Linked DNA regions of Homo sapiens: region 1 is linked to region 2. Evidence: read pairs that join two places in POLR2A ChIA-PET (ENCODE). Cell type or tissue: Panc1. All regions are shown on one strand.

The links. Peaks named below come from ENCODE experiments on the same cell type or tissue, not always from the same donor. Only the 100,000 strongest peaks of a DNase experiment are listed, where the experiment ranks them.
Region 1: POLR2A ChIA-PET joins it to region 2 with 14 read pairs; 4 of 35 experiments call an interaction of 5 or more read pairs at or near these places.

What each region holds. Positions count from the first base shown.
Region 1 is chr1:200,513,559-200,521,558 of GRCh38, reverse strand. It overlaps LOC107985459 (a long non-coding RNA gene), which reads left to right. Exons shown (of 3, transcript XR_001737816.3): 3 at 1,615-1,981. Among named protein-coding and RNA genes, the nearest start is that of KIF14, 100 kb to the left of the region's middle. In Panc1, no CTCF peak of the experiment used is centred here; no DNase peak of the experiment used is centred here.
Region 2 is chr1:200,361,115-200,369,114 of GRCh38, reverse strand. LINC00862 (long intergenic non-protein coding RNA 862) reads left to right here. Exons shown (of 5, transcript NR_040064.1): 4 at 244-450. Among named protein-coding and RNA genes, the nearest start is that of LINC00862, 8.7 kb to the left of the region's middle. RefSeq lists enhancers at 4,640-4,934, 4,660-4,954. In Panc1, a CTCF peak has its summit at 2,753 (motif pointing left); no DNase peak of the experiment used is centred here; H3K27ac peaks cover 3,638 bases.

The DNA.
Region 1 (8,000 bases), 150 kb before region 2:
CTGGCCAACATGGAGAAACCCCATCTCTTTTAAAAATACAAAATTAGCCAGGCGTGGTGGCCCATGCCTGTAATCCCAGCTACTTGTGAGGCTGAGGCAGGAGAATCGCTTGAACCCGGGAGGTGGAGGTTGCAGTGAGCCGAGATGGTGCCATTGCACTCCAGCCTGGGCAACAAGAGCGAAACTCTGTCTCAAAAAAAAAAAAAAAAAAAAAAAAGGCCCGGCGCTGTGGCTCATGCCTGTAATCCCAGCACTTTGGGAGGCCGAGGCGGGTGGATCACGAGGTCAGGAGATCGAGACTGTCTTGGCCAACATGGTGAAACCCTGTCTCTACTAAAATACAAAAAATTAGCTGGGCATGGTGGTGCGTGCCTGTGGTCCCAGCTACTCGGGAGGCTGAGGCAGGGGAATCGCTTGAACCTGGGAGGCGGAGGTTGCGGTGAGCTGAGATAGCGCCACTGCACTCCAACCTGGCGACAGAGCAAGATTCTGTCTCAAAAAAAAAAAAGAAAAAAAAAGGAAAGAAACTTTGTCCCTTTACCACCTCTCTCAGACAGGCACTGTTCCTGTTTTATCTGATTTAATCCTTGCAGCATGGCTGTAGCCTCAGTTGTATTATTAACATCCTCATTTTACAGATGAGGAAACCGAGGCTTGTGCAATTCAGGTGATTTCCCCAGCAACAGCTAATGCTTGTCAATTGACCAGGAAGATGCATTCGTTGGCCGCAGCCTCTGAAGAGATGATAGAGCAGGCCGAGGTGGGATTCTGGTTCTTCTGGACAGATGTGGGTTCATTCTTTCTACTCCTTCCATTTGCTAAGGGCTGGGTGCCTCTACCTTTTTCCTTGATTGTCCAGTGACTGGTTGTTTTTTTAAATCTGCATTCCTCTGGTAAAATTAACCTCTGTTTTTCTTTTTTTGAAACAGGGTCTCACTCTGTCACCCAGGCTGGAGTGCAGTGGTCCCATATCAGCTCACTACAACCTCTGCCTTCTGGGTTACAGCGATTCTCATGCCTCAGCCTCTCGAGTAGCTGGGACTACAGGTGAGCACCACCACGCCCGGCTAATGGTAAAATTAACTTTAAAAGAAGCTCTGAGGCTGGGCGCGGTGGCTCATGCCTGTAATTCCAGCGCTTTGGGAGGCCGAGGTGGGTGGATCATTTGAGGTCAGGAGATCGAGACCAGCCTGACCAACATCGTGAAACTCTGTCTCTACTAAAAATACAAAAAATTAGTTAGGCATGGTTGCACACGCCTGTAATCCCAGCTAGAGAGGCTGAGGCAGGAGAATCTCTTGAACTCTGGAGGTGGAGGTTGCAGTGAGCTGAGATCATGCCACTGTACTCCAGCCCGGACTACAGAGCAAACCTCTTCTCAAAAAAAAAAAAAGAACCTCTGGGCTTCCTGTCCATCTGGACTGTGCACCATTTAACAACTGCCACTTTTCCCCCCAGAAGAGGCTGCGTTTCAGTAGCAGAGAATGTGTCCCCAATATATAATTTATCTATTCTTTTATAAAGCACTTTAAGGTCTTTGGGGATCGCGAGGGTTGTGTAAATATGCTATTTATTATTTATTAACTTTATCCTCCTAATGGTCCCCACTAACAGGTCTGAATCAATCGAGACGCATCAGGTTGCAAGAAATGCCACACAACCTCCTTTGTTGGTGAGAGGCTTGGCCACCACCCACACATTTCCACAGGATAGGATGTGTTCAGGTGAGCAGCTGACCCCAGGTGCTTATGATCCCTGCAGCAAACTCTGTTCATCACAGAAATGTTGTTCAAAGCACAGGAACCCTCAATTCATCGGTGAGTAGGGGAGAGCAATGGTTTAGCAAATTGAGTATTTTTGTTTCAGCACTTCAGAGTTGCTGGATATCTTGCTCAAATTTATTGCTCCTAGCTAGTAGAGTACACTAAATACAAATAAATTTTTCTTTCTTTTTCTTTTTTCTTTTTTTTTGAGACAGGGTCTCACTCTGTCACCCAGGCTGGGGTACAGTGGCATGATCACAGCTCACTGCAGCCTCAATCTCCTGGGGTCAGGTGATCCTTCCACATCAGCCACCCAAGTAGCTGGGACTATAGGTGTATGCCACCACGCCTATGCCACCACGCCTAGCAAATTTTTGTATTTTGTTTGAGATGGGGTTTTGTTATGTTGCCCAGGCTGAAATCTTTCTAAAAATTAGACTTTGTGTCTAATTATGAAAATATTAGGTCGGGCGTGGTGGCTCATGCCTGTAATCCTAGCACTTTGGGAGGCAGAGGCAGGCAGATCACCTGAGGTCAGGAGTTCGAGACCAGCCTGGCCAACATGGTGAAATCCCATCTCTACTAAAAACACAAAAATTAGCCGGATGTGGTAGTGCGCACCTGTAATCCCAGCTACTCAGGAGGCTGAGGCAGGAGAATTGCTTTGAACCCTGGAGGCGGAGGTTGCAGTGAGCTGAGATTGCAACACTGCACTCCAGCCTGGGCAACAGAGCAAGACTCTGTCTCCAAAAAAAAAAAAAAGAAAAAAAAAAAAAAGCTCATTAGCTCATTTGTAAAAATGTAGATAAGAAAAAGAAGAAAATAAATATCACCAATAGTTTTTACTGCACAGAAATAATAACAGCTTTAAAATTTTAATTTCCTTCCAGTCTTTCTCACGCACACACAAAAGATGTTTGGCATGCTGCATCTTGCCTTTCTCATTTAACATTTTATATTTCATGCACACTTTCCTGTGTCATCAAATATTTCTCAGAATATGATTTAAATGTCCTTATATGGGCATGCACAAGCAGATCTTTCCTTGGTAACTTAGGCTGTGTGCACTGTCATTATTCCAGAACATTAATTTCCACTGATGATGTCACAGGGCTAGGTGACCTGGCTGAAAATGAAGTGTCAGCAGAACTCACACTAAAACTTAAGTGTATTTTAATATACCACTTAATAAAATATTTCTCATAATAATGAGTTTCTCCCCATTACCAGAAGAAAATAAAAATCCTAGTCAATTTAGATTTTTCCTGAGGCTTGAAGATAGTAAAATTGAGAGTACACTGGGCAAGAAGCCAGCAATTACATTAATAAAGCCCACCATAAGCCAGGTGCAGTGGCTCATGCCTGTAATCCTAGCACTTTGGGAGGCTGAGGTGGGAGGATCACTTGAGCCCAGGAGTTTGAGACTGGCCTGGGCAACATAGTGAGACCTTGTCGCAACAAAAAATTTAAAAATCAGCCAGGTGTGGTGGCGCATGCCTGTAGTCCCAGCTACTTGGGAGGCTGGGACAGGAGGATCACTTGGGCCCAGGAGTTCGAGGCTGTAGTGAGCTATGATCGCACCACTACATTCCAGCTTGGGCAATAGAGTGAGACTCTTTCTCTAAAATAAATAAATAGGCCAGGCGAGGGTCTCATGCCTGTAATCCCAGCACTTTGGGAGGCTGAGGCAGGTGGATCACCTGAGATCAGGAGTTCAAGACCAGCCTGGCCAATGTGGTGAAACCCTGTCTCTACTAAAAATACAAAAATTAGCTGGGCATGGTGGTGCGCACCTGTAGTCCCAGCTACTCAGCTAGCTGAGGTGGGAGAATTGCTTTAAGCCAGGAGGCGGAAGTTGCAGTGAGCCAAGATCGCGCCACTGCACTCCAGCCTGGGTGACAGAGAGAGACTTCATCTCAAAAACAAAATAAATAAATAAAATAAAATAAATAAATAAAGTAAAGACCATGATAATGCTTTGTTGGCGGTCATGATAAATTCACAGAATCTTCCAGCTTGGGTTCCCTGATTTGTGCTGCTACACTCCAGGGACATCAGACATGAAGTTTTGTACCACAGGTCTGCTCTGAGGCATCTCCTCTGACAGTTCTGTTCTTATTTCTGTGAGACTCATCGGATCCGTAAGTACAAACCCGTATACTGCATTTCTTTTAGAAGAACAAATTAGAACAGGTCAAGTTGTAACGCAAAGAAAACAAACCTAAAATGATTCACAACACACGAACGTCTGAGAGCCCGGAGTGGGAAGCACAGCAGGGCAGAGCTCGGTTCTGGGTGGGAGGGCACTTCCAGCCCTCCGGCTGCCCATCACTGGCTTCTCTTAGTGGGGCTCTTGTTTGGGCCTCTCCTCTCCCTAAGGTTTGATTCTGTCCCAAGCTCCTGGCAGGCAGAGGCCATATCTGTGTAAATCACTGTGTACAGTACCCAGCCAAAACCCATCCACAAATGTCCCTGATAAGAGGCTTTATTTATTCATTTCCTTAAGAGTTAATGCATTCATCTGGTTCAAAAATCCAAAAGGCAGCCAGGTGCAGTGGCTCACGCCTGTAATCCCAGCACTTTGGGAGGCCAAGGTGGGCGGATCACCTGAGGTCAGGAGTTCGAGACCAGCCTGGCCAACATGGTGAAACCCTGTCACTAGTAAAAATACATAAATTAGCTGGGGGTAGTGACGCACACCTGTAATCCCAGCTACTTGGGAGGATGAGGCAGGAGAATCGCTTGAACTGGGGAAGCGGAGGTTGCAGTGAGCCGAGATTGTGCCATTGTACCCCAGCCTGGGCGACAGAGCAAAACTCCATCCCAAAAAATAAAAATAAAAATAAATCCAAAAGGCACAAAAGGGTGGCAAAAAAAAGCCTTCTTCCCTCCCCAGCCATCTAGTTTTACCAGTTTTTTATGTGTTGTTCCATAGATATTTATGCATTTATAAGCAAATATATATAATTTTCACCTTTTAAATCAAATAGTGTGTTCTGTGCATACTGTTCTCTACCTTGCTTGGTTCCCATAGCAATGTCTTAGAAATCATCTCAAAAGCAGTTCATAAAGAGCTTCCCATTCTATTTCACAGCTGCCTAGTATTCAATTGTCTAGGCCATAATGTAGTCAATCCATCCCTTATTATTCTATTATTATTATTATTTTGAGACAGATTCTCACTCTGTTGCCCAGGTTGGAGTGCAGTGGCAGGATCATAGCTCACTGCAACCTCGACTTCCTGGGCTCAAGCAATACTTCTGCCTCAACCTCTGGAGTAGCTGGGAACACAGGCACACACCACCATGCCTGGCTAATTTTTGTATTTTTTGTAGAGACAGGGTTTTGCCATGTTGCCCAGGCTTGTCTCAAACTCCTGGCTTCAAGTGATCCTCTAGCCTTGGCCTCCCAAAGTGCCAGGATTACAGGCATAAGCCACCAAACCTGGCCTCACCCCTCATTAATTGACATTTAGATTTTTCCATCTTTTATCATTAAAATGCTTCAATGAATAACAGTATAATTCATTGTTTTATATGTATGAGGGAATAATATATGCTTTGGCCTCTCACTACATGGATCTGGAAGTTTGAAAGGCATGGGATGAATTGAGGCAAATGTCATTTCATGTTGAAATGAGGAGGAAGGCAGTGTTCAGCTCTTTTTTAACAAAACAAAACAAAATTAGCCTGCCCAGGTGAGTGTCTAATAGGGTAAATAGCATAGCATAGCATAGGCATTACTGAATTTCAGTGCTTAGCTCTTTGCTATCTGATCAACTTAGAGAGATACAAAGCAGTCAATCTGAGGTACTTGCATTCTCCAAGACTTTTTATTTTATCCTTTCTCTTTATTCAATCCCATTTTCTTGTATTTTTAAAGAATCAAGAATAGGTATCAAACACTCTAAACACTGGAGTGCTACCAGTCCTCTGCCTTTAGCTTCAAAAGGAACCTGAGCCTCCAGCTGTCAGTGAGCTCTATTCCCTCCCTTTTCCTTCCTCCCTTCTTTCCCCTTCCCTGCTTCCTTCCCTCTCTTCCTTTTTTCCTTCCATACCACCAAGTAACCCGCCTTTACTGAGTGCCTGTCCTATGCAAGCTCTGTGCCAAAATCCCTGCTCTAAAGGATCTTGCTACTAATCGGAGAAGAAGAGAGGGCTGCCATTATGGTTGTGTAGTTTGGAGGACACTTCCTGGAGGGAGGTGGGCTTGGAGAAGACCTCATGGGCAGAATTGCGGTTGGGGGATCCCAGGCATTGTTCCCTGTGGGTGGATGGAACAGAACAAATGAGGGCAAGGGGGAGGTGTGCTCCCCAGACACAGAGAATATCACAGCAATGCTGGAGAGAGGAGCAGGCAAGATTGGGAAGGGTGGTTTGGGGTCAGATTACAGGTCTTCGAGATACTGGGACCAGAGGTTGTGTGAGCAGTTGCAGGGGAAGAGGTCAGAGCTGGAATGATGTCCTGCCTATACTCTAGATTGACTGCTATTGCAGCCTGGGCGACAGAACAAGACTTGGTCTAAAAAAAAAAAAATTCCCATGTGGGGCAGTGCTCAGTGACTCAAACTTATAATTCCAGCACTCTGAGGGGCCAAGGCTGGAGGAATATTTGAGGCCAGGAGTTCAAGACAAGCCTGGGCAACATAGGGAGACCCCATCTCTACAAAAAATAAAAAAATTAGCCAGGGGAGGTGGCACACGCCTATGGTCCTAGATACTCCAGAGGCTGAGGCAAGAGGATCACTTGAGCTCAGGAGTTTGAGGTTACAGCAAGCTGTGACCCCACCACTGTACTCCAGTGCCTGGGTGACAGAGCGAGACCCTGTCTCTTAAAAAAAAAAAATTCCCATGTGGACTCCAGATACCACATCATAAACAATGGGAATAATTTTTCTGAAAATGTCATTTGGATATTTTTTGAGTAAGAATCATCTGAAAAAGAATCCCAAGAAATGTGTCCTCCACTTCCCAAATATATTAAAGATCATTTCAATCTAATGTTGAAGGAACAATAGCCACACCAATTGTTTTTTAAAAATGTAAATTTTTTAAAAATAATTAAGTCCTGCTGTAGGAAAATTTAGAAAGGCAGAAAAGCAAAAAGAACAGAATAATCATCCACAATTTTACTTCCCAGGGAAATTATGTTAACATTTAGGAATCTTTTTATATCTGTTTAGGTCTCGAATGTAATATATATGTGCAAATACATGTACATATATATGTAATGTGTACCCTGCTTTTCTTTACTTATTATCAGCATTCTCTCATAGCATTCAATATTCCTTTAAAGCATGATTTTTACTGATGGCATAAATCCATTTCTGTGAATACACCATCATTTATTTAACCATTCTTCTAGCTTGGGAGATTTGTGTTGTTTCCAATTCGTCACTACTACAGATAATGCTTCAGCAAGCATTTTGGTACATAAATACTTACATCTCTGATTATTTCCTGAGGATATATCCATAGAAGTGGGATTATAATATCCAAGGGTATGGAATTTGTTGTTGTTGTTGTTTTGTCTTGAAACAGGGTCTTGCTATGTCATTCAGGCTGGAGTGCAGTGGCACAATCATGGCTCACTGCAGCCTCAACCTCCCGGGCTCAAGCAATCCTCCCACTTCAGCTTCCTGGGTAGCTTTCCCAATTACAGGCAAGCACCACTATGCCAGCTAAATTTTACATTTTTTTTGTAGAGATGGGGTCTTGCCATGTTGCCCAGGCTGGTCTCGAACTGCTGGCCTCAAGCAGTCTTCTTGCTTGAGCCTCCTAAAGTGCTGGGATTACAGGTTTGAGCCACTGTGCCTGGCTAGATAGGAAATTTGCAAAGGAGTTTAATATACATTAATACATTTATCCTTCCATCACCATTATATGAAAACATCAGTCTCAACATAGCCTTATCAACAATAAGTATTATCATTTTTAAAAATTTTAAGCTGTTTGATAGGTGAAAAATTACATCTTACTTTTGGTTCACTTTCATGCTTCAGTTATCAATGAAGTTACACATTTTTTCCATGTGTTAATTGACCACTTATATTTTTTCTTTTTCTTTTTTATTTTTTGAGATGAAGTCTCTCTCTGTCGCCCATGATGGAGTGCAATGACATGATCTTGGCTCACTGCAACCTCTGCCTCCTGGGTTCAAGCGATTCTCCTGCCTCAGCCTCCCGAGTAGCTGGGATTACAGGCATGCTCAACCACGCCTGGCTAATTTTATATTTTT
Region 2 (8,000 bases):
CTACCTCACAAGGGACAATACTTTATTGTCTGGAAAGAGGAAAGTAGAGGAGGAAAAGGTAGAACACAGAAGAAGCCTGTCATTTTTTATTGAGTCTGGAATGAACTGAGTTTCAGTGAAATAAGCTTTCCTGTTGTATATTTGAGCTGATTTTCACAATGGCAAATATGACAAATTTAATTTTCCTTAAAAATTGATAAGACCAGTTGGAGTTCTAAAAGTGATTTTTTCTACCCCTTGAAGATCTTTTCTCAGAATAGCAGTCTGTAGGCTGTCACCTAAAGTGTCCTGTTTTCAGTGCTGCACCTGCTCTGAGCTTCATCTTTTTACGAAGACGTCATGGTGTGCTATCTGTACTGGGAAACTTTCCCCAGCATCAGCCATCTCCTGAAGATAACATTGTCTGCTAGAGATTGTCATGTATGTGGATTGAATCTCTTTATCTTCATGGTAAGTTTGGAGTTGTGTATTAGACCTACCTTACTGGTGAAAAGAATGAAGGTTCGTAGAGGTCATTACTTGTCTGTCCGCAGGTTACGAAATTAGAGAATAGCGAAGCTGACACTTGAATCTGGGGCTACTGACCAATTCTCTATGAAGCTTCCACACTTTAAGTAGTAACATAGCAAAGACCAAGCACTTAAAATTATTTCTAGATGAAGCCTTTGTGCTCTGAACCACTGTGATCACTGTTGATCGCATTTTCCTTCTTGAACTCATTTTCTATTAATAGGAGCATTTATCACAGACAGTGAGAGGCAGTTTGTGCAGCGGGGAAGAGCACGGGCTGTCTGAAGCTAGACTGTCTGAGTCAGGGTCTTCTGTGCCAGCTTGCTAGCTGTGTGGGGGAAGTTACTTAACATTTCTGTGGTTAAGTTTCCTTATTTTTAGTATGAGGATAATAACAGCACCTACCTCATTGGGTTGTTGTAAGGATTAAATAGGATAATGTACTTAAAAGGCTTAGAACAGAGCCTTGTACTTAATAAGTCCTCAGTTAATGCTCTCCTAGTCTCAGGTCTCAGCTCAAATGTCCTCTCCTAGGGAGGCCTTACCTGGCCCCTGTAGCTAGCCTGGGCCTCCCCCAGGCATTCAACATCTTCACCCTCTGCCTGCACCCTGCCTACTTCCCTCATGGTGTTTTCCCTCTTTTGGGGTACCAGGTTTATTACAGGGTTGTCTCCTCTGTGACAATGTGAGCTTTCCATGGGTTGGCTTGTATGTTCCAGTTTCCAGCTCCAGGACAGTGCCTGGCATGTAGTTTGCTCTCAATGTACATTTGTTTAACGGCTCTCTGTTTCTGAAAATCCTGAATCAGAGCTTTCATTTTGAACAAAATCGTTGCTACTCTGGTTTCTTCTCAATATGCCATATGTATTAGTGTTCCCTGAAACTTCATTCCCACAGCTTCAGACATGATCCCAAATGGCTCAAGAATTTGTACTTCTAGCCCTGACTCCTCTTTCTTTACTTTTTTTTTTGAGACAGAGTCTCACTCTGTCGCCTGGGCTGGAGTACAGTGGCGCGATCTTGGCTCACTGCAACCTCTGCCTCCCAGGTTCAGGCAATTCTCCTGCCGCAGCCTCCCAAGTAGCTGGGATTACAGGCGCCCGCCACTATGCCCAGCTAATTTTTTGTATTTTTAGTAGTGATGGGGTTTCACCATGTTGGCCAGGCTGGTCTTGAACTCCTGACCTCATGATTCGACCACCTCGGCCTCCCAAAGTTCTGGGATTACAGGTGTGAGCCACCAAGCCCGGCCCTGACTCCTCTTTCAATCTGTATTTCCAACTAACTGTTCATAAAACAAATTCTGGTAGGTGTCCTTAGCACAACATGTTCAAAACCAAATGCACTACTTTTTTTTTTTTTTTTCTAAACCAGGTCCTCTTTCTGTGCCCCCAGCCCGGTTGACAATGTGTGCCTTCACTCACCCAATTAGAAACCTTGGAGGTATCCTGTACTCTTCTGTCACTTACCCTCAGCCTAAAGCCAATCAGTCACCAAAGTATTGTCTGTCATTATCATCATCATCATCATCATCACTGTCACCACTGATGGAGTGAGAACCTTGTGCAGTTGAGCATGAACCCCAATTTCATTTGCAAAATGACCCAGACAGCAGATTTCATCTCATATGAAATAAGCAAGGTGAGGTTTTGATGACGTTACAGACATGGCTAAGAAGAGGTTGAGAACCAGCATTCAGCCCACCTGACTCCAAAGCTCATGCCCCGAACCTCAGAAACTTCTCCAGTGAGTTCCTTTTTTTTAATGGCAGGATCACACCATTAGTTTGGACTGGATCCAACCTGGATTGTTGCAACAGCCTTTGATCTGATCTGTCAAGCCCTGTGCCTTCTGTGCAACCCATTCTCTACCCTGGCACGAGCATTACTAAAATACCAATCTGGTCCTATGACTCCTCTGCATAAAAACCACGGCTGGGGCTGGTCAAGTGCAACAGTGTTTACAACTAATTGATCACAACCAGTTACAGATATCTTTGTTCCTTCTTTAGCCAAAAACAAACAGAAAAACAAACAAAACCCAAATAACAAAAACAAACACAAAAAACCCCCCATTGTTTGTTCCCTTTTGCATCTTTTGAATTCTAAACTCCTCACATAGCATAAAATCCCCTTCTGGGTCTTTTCCCAGCCTACAACCCACTTCCCCACCTGCCCCATTCCCCCTGTTGCTCCTACCTCTGGCCTTACTTCAGCCCCAGGGTCCCCTGCTGGACATGGCAGGCCCAGCACATGCTGCCCTGGGCCCTTTCACTTTGCTTTGTGACATATTTTTCATCCTTCAACCTTCAGCTCATAAGCCATATTCTCTGTGAAGGCATCCAGAGGGCCCGAGACAGCCCCTCCCACCTGTGTTCCTCAGAGCATTCTGTGCCCATAATTAGGGTGAACACATTTCTGAATCAGCAGTGGAAATGTTTCAGTTCAGACAGTTACGCATGTGCCCCTGAAGGCAATGGGACAGTTAATAGAGCAAAGTCCAGAAGAAACTCTTGGAGATGATTCCTCTTTATCTGTCTGCTACCCTGTAGAGGGGTGGGGAAGGTACTTCCAGGGTAGAGAGCTGTGGGTGGCCCTTGTATCTCTTGGAGATGATTCCTCTTTGTCTGTCTGCTACCCTGTAGAGGGGTGGGGAAGGTACTTCCAGGGTAGAGAGCTGTGGGTGGTCCTTGTATTTGCCCACACCTGACACGATGCCTAACTGTTGTTTGCTGAATGTATGAAGACTATGCCAGGCCTGAGATTCTTTTGAACATAACCAAATGTCATGTGTAAATTTCTCCAAATAACCAACCAACAAACCCAGCTCTTTATAACAATGGACAATCCAGCATGAGTATTAGGACTCTGTTTAAGTCTCAGGTTTATCACTAGAACAATTCTCATAGACACACTTCTTCATCTGTAAAATGGGGATAATAGTAGCTACTTACGGGAGTTGCAGTGAAGACTCTGTGAATGAATTGAAGGAAATTAGCAGGCACAGAGTCTGGCAAAGAAGTCTTTGTTTCAGGCACAAAGATATGTGTAGCTCATCACTATAAACAGGAACTAGAAGGCAAGGTCATGTTCTAGAATAACTTTTAAAAGTTAGGATATTGTTGGGAATTTTAAAAGGTAAGACAATTAAAAATATGACTAATATTTGTCAGCTTTTTTTTTTTTTTTTTTTGATACAGAGTCTTGCTCTTTTACCCAGGCTGGAGTGAAGTGGCGCCATCTCAGCTCATTACAGCCTCTGCCTCCCGGGTTTAAGCGATTCTCCCTCCTCAGCCTTCTTGAGTAGCTGGGATTACAGGCACCCGCCATCATGCCCGGCTAATTTTTGTATTTTTAGTAGAGACTGGGGTTCACCGTGTTGTTCAGGCTGGTCTTGAACTCCTGACCTCAAGTGATCCACCCACCTCGACCTCCCAAAGTGCTGGGATTACAGGCTTGAGCCACTGCGCCTGGCCTCATTTGTTAGCTTTAACATATGAAGAGACATCCTCCTAAATGTTAAAGTACTCTTTGACATTTTACCTATGCATTTTACAGTTGGGCTGGGAGAGATGTGACTCCCGGTTTGTTTTGCCTCACCTTTGCATTTCATCAGCTGTGTCTGATCCCAGCCTAGCCTGTGTGTCGGAATCACTTGGATGAGTGTTTTACAGACTCCTGGGCTCTACCCCAAACCCACTGAATCAGAATGGGGACAGGAAGGGAACTGTAAATCTACATTTATGAAAACCTCCCCTTGTGGTTTTGATAGTCTGCAAGGTTTGGGAATCACTAGTTCCCAAACACACCAGTAGAAAAGCATATAGTAATTAACATTCTCAATTTCTCAGCTTTACAGTGTTTGTAATTAAAAATTTTTATTTGCTTTTTTGTAAGCAATATTAGCTTTCTCAATGTCTGTTTCACCTTCACTGCAGTCTGTTTATCCAGCCTGGGAAAAAAACTGGCTCCACTTAAACAATGAGACAAAAAAGGTGCAAACCTGACAGCTTCCCTACCTTTTTTGCATTAGCGTGTAGGTATTTCCTCCATGTCCTACCAGGGCCATTTAAATGCTAATATAGTTAAGTACAACAATCTTTTTAGCAATCAGATGGAATTGTTTTTTACCACAATCTTATTTCTCATTTCTCCAGTCCGTACTTTTCCTTTTTTGGGGCAGGGTGGGGGTAGGGCTAGAGGGGCATACATTTAAATTCTTTGACCTTTCAAACCTTAACAAAAATTCTCTCCTAATATCTTCTCAGCAGTTCTTGCAATGTGTGTATCCTCTAAACCTGAGCTCTGTAATTTGAATGTGCTGAGTCACCTTGTCTTTGCAGGGTCAAACATTTTGCATCCAGGAAAAGTACTGCAGAAAATCACACCATTAGCAGCTAGCTGGTATGTTATTTGAATATTTGAATACAAATAGGAAGACTGGAAAGGAGAAAGTTACTGTGTACATAGATACATAGTAACTTACATATACTTAAAACAACCTTTTTTTTTTTTCTAATAGTCTGCTAAGTCCTCTTTCTGATTGATGACTTTTTTGTGTGTGAAATTCTCTAAATATTTATTTGTGTTCCTAGAAAGTGAAAATGAATATAAATGGTAAAGCAGTTGCCTTGCAATGTTTAATAAAAGGAGAAAATAGTCTTTGCTATTATACTGAAGCTTTGCATAATTAAGATTCTTGAATTAATTTTAAAGAATTAATAACAAAAAAATACAATCATGAACCAGATATTGAGAGTTAATGTCTAATTTAAGTTCAACTTTTAGGGAGTCCGTTTTCCTATTTTGATCATGTAGTTGAATAGACAGTGAGGAGATGTTACTACAACTGTATTAATAGAGGAAGTGGCAGGAAGCTACAGTTTCCTTAGAATCAGAAAGAAAGTTTATAGAACTCACTGGAAATGAGGGTTATAGATAAAGATTGAAGTAGGAATAACTTCTATTTAGAATTGCTATTGTATTTTTGTAACATAAGAGTGGTTTTCTTTAAAGTAAGTATTTGGGGCTAAAGAGAATGCCAACACTCCACTCACAGGGAAGTCGGAAAGCTTACCAGTATTAACAAACATCCGAAGTCATTTCACAAGGTGGAAGTTTACTATAGAACCAGTAAACATAATCTTCCTCCAGGGTGTTTTGAGTCATGAATGGGGAGCAACTTGCTCCCTTCGTGGATGGAGCACTGGGGACAAGCTTCTCTGCATCAGAGCCTGTGAAATATCAATAGCAACAGCTACTGTACTCTGAGTGCTCACTTCCTCTATGCCAGAGGCTGGCTCTGGTCTTTAATTGAATTCGCTCACTATACAGCCCCCTATACAGAAGGAACGCTAATTTTCAATACCTTAAAGAGGCCAAATCATTCCCACAGCATTAGTGGCAGAGGGGGTATTTGAACCCAGGCAGAATGACTCGAACTCCCTGGTAATTAGCCATGGTGGAGAATGTCTCCCAGCTCACAAAAATGACTACTCACTGGCAAGTAACACTAAGTACAGAAAGAATGTCATCAGTTGGTTGGTGTTCTTGCTTTCTCTCCGTGAACAATTAAGAGGGCGCAGAGGTGAGATGGGGTGGGGTGGGATAAAGGGAAGGCCTGGAAGAAGGGACAGAAGGGCTGCAAATAATCACCCGGGAGCCCAGTGAGACTCAGAGAAAGATTCTAACCTAAAATACTCTTCTGCTGTCAGCTATTCTGTAATTAACATCCACAGATGAAAACATGAAGTGTATTAAAAATCCTTTGTGTTTTTTTTCAATTTTGACTGATGGACATAATATAATGACTTGATAATTAAAAAAAAAGAAAGAAAGAAAACCCACAAAACCCAACAACCCAAAATTCTAAACTAACTGCTTTTCATCATTCTACTCCCTGATTAGACATGGAATTGGGCTCGTTACTACGGGTAGAACAATGGCCTGTGTTGGGCAGGACAAGGGCATGGAAGCTCTCCAGCAAGCAGCACAGTGGGACAGCACAGGCTTCTAGCAGGCATGGTTTCAGTCTCAATTGTTTACAAGCCTTGGGATCTGGAACAATTGATTTGAGCCCTACAACATTAGAATGGTTCCTTTTCTCAGGGCCTAATATGGGGTCAGAGAAGGCACTCAGCAAGGAGGGTTTTTTCAGAGGCCCAGGAAGAACTAGTTCAGAGGCCGAGCCTCCTGGGAGAACACGTAGATGAGTGGGGTCAGGTGCCTGTGTCTGAGATCTAGCTCAGGTCAGGGCAGTTTTCATTGAGAAGGTGACATTTGAACAAAGATTTGAAGTTGCTGAGTGAGTTAGCCATGTGGGAATCTCAATAGAAGAGATTTCCAAGCAGAGGAAACAACTAAGGAGAAACAGGAAATTGCCTTCTGGCAAGATGTAGGAACAGCAAGGAAGTAAGTGTGGCTGAAACAGAGTGAGTGAGGGGTAAAGTAGTTGAAAGTGAGGTCGGGGAGTAAGAGAGTCAGACTGGCCAGCATCATTTTAAGGACTCTGAGTTTTAACTATGAGAGGAACATGGAGCCATTGCAAAGTTCTGAGCAGAGGAGGACATGTGACTGAGAGTTTAAAAAGATGGCTCTAAGCCAGGTGCAATGGCTCATGCCTGTAATCCCAGCACTCTGGGAGGCCGAGGCAGGAGGATCACTTGAGGCCAGGAGTTTGAGACCAGCCTGGACAACATAGCCTGACCTCATCTCCACTAAAAAAGAAATAAAGCTGGGTATGCTGGTTGCGTACCTGTAGTCCCAGCTACTCAGGAGGCTGAGGTGGGAGGATCACTTGAGCCTGGGAAGTTGAGGGTGCACTGAGTCATGATCATGCCACTGTACTCCAGCCTGGGCAACAGAGCAAGACCCTGTCTCAAAAACAACAGCAACAACAAAAATCTAAAACGATTGCTCTGATTGCTATATTCAGAATAGACTGGGTTTGAAGCAGAAAGACCAGTTAGGAGCCATTGAGTAATCCAGACAAGAGATGATGATGGGTCTGACCAGGGTTCATAACAGTATGAGGGTGAGAAGTGGGCAGATTCTGGATCTATGTTGAAGGTAAAACCAACAGGATTTATCCCTGGGTTGGATATGGAATGTGAGTGGAAAAGAGAACGTGAGGATTTATTCCAGGGCTTATGGCATGAGCAACTGGAAGGATGGCATTGCCAATACCTGGGGTGGCAAGGATATGCAGAGGAAACAGATTTGGGGGGAACACCAAGGGTTCATTTTTGCCCATGTTGAGTGTGAGATGTCCACTTGATATCCAAGTGGAGATCAAATGGAGGAGAGAAAGGGGTCTGGTCTGGTGATACGCTTTTAGAAATTACCAGTATATAAATATTTAAAGCCCAGAGACAAAGAGATCATAAAGGGAGTACTGACAGAGAAGAGAAGGGATCAGCAGACTGAGCTTTGAGGTGCTACAATAACTGAGAGTTCTAGAAAAAGAGGAGGGAGCCCCAGAGGGGACTTGAA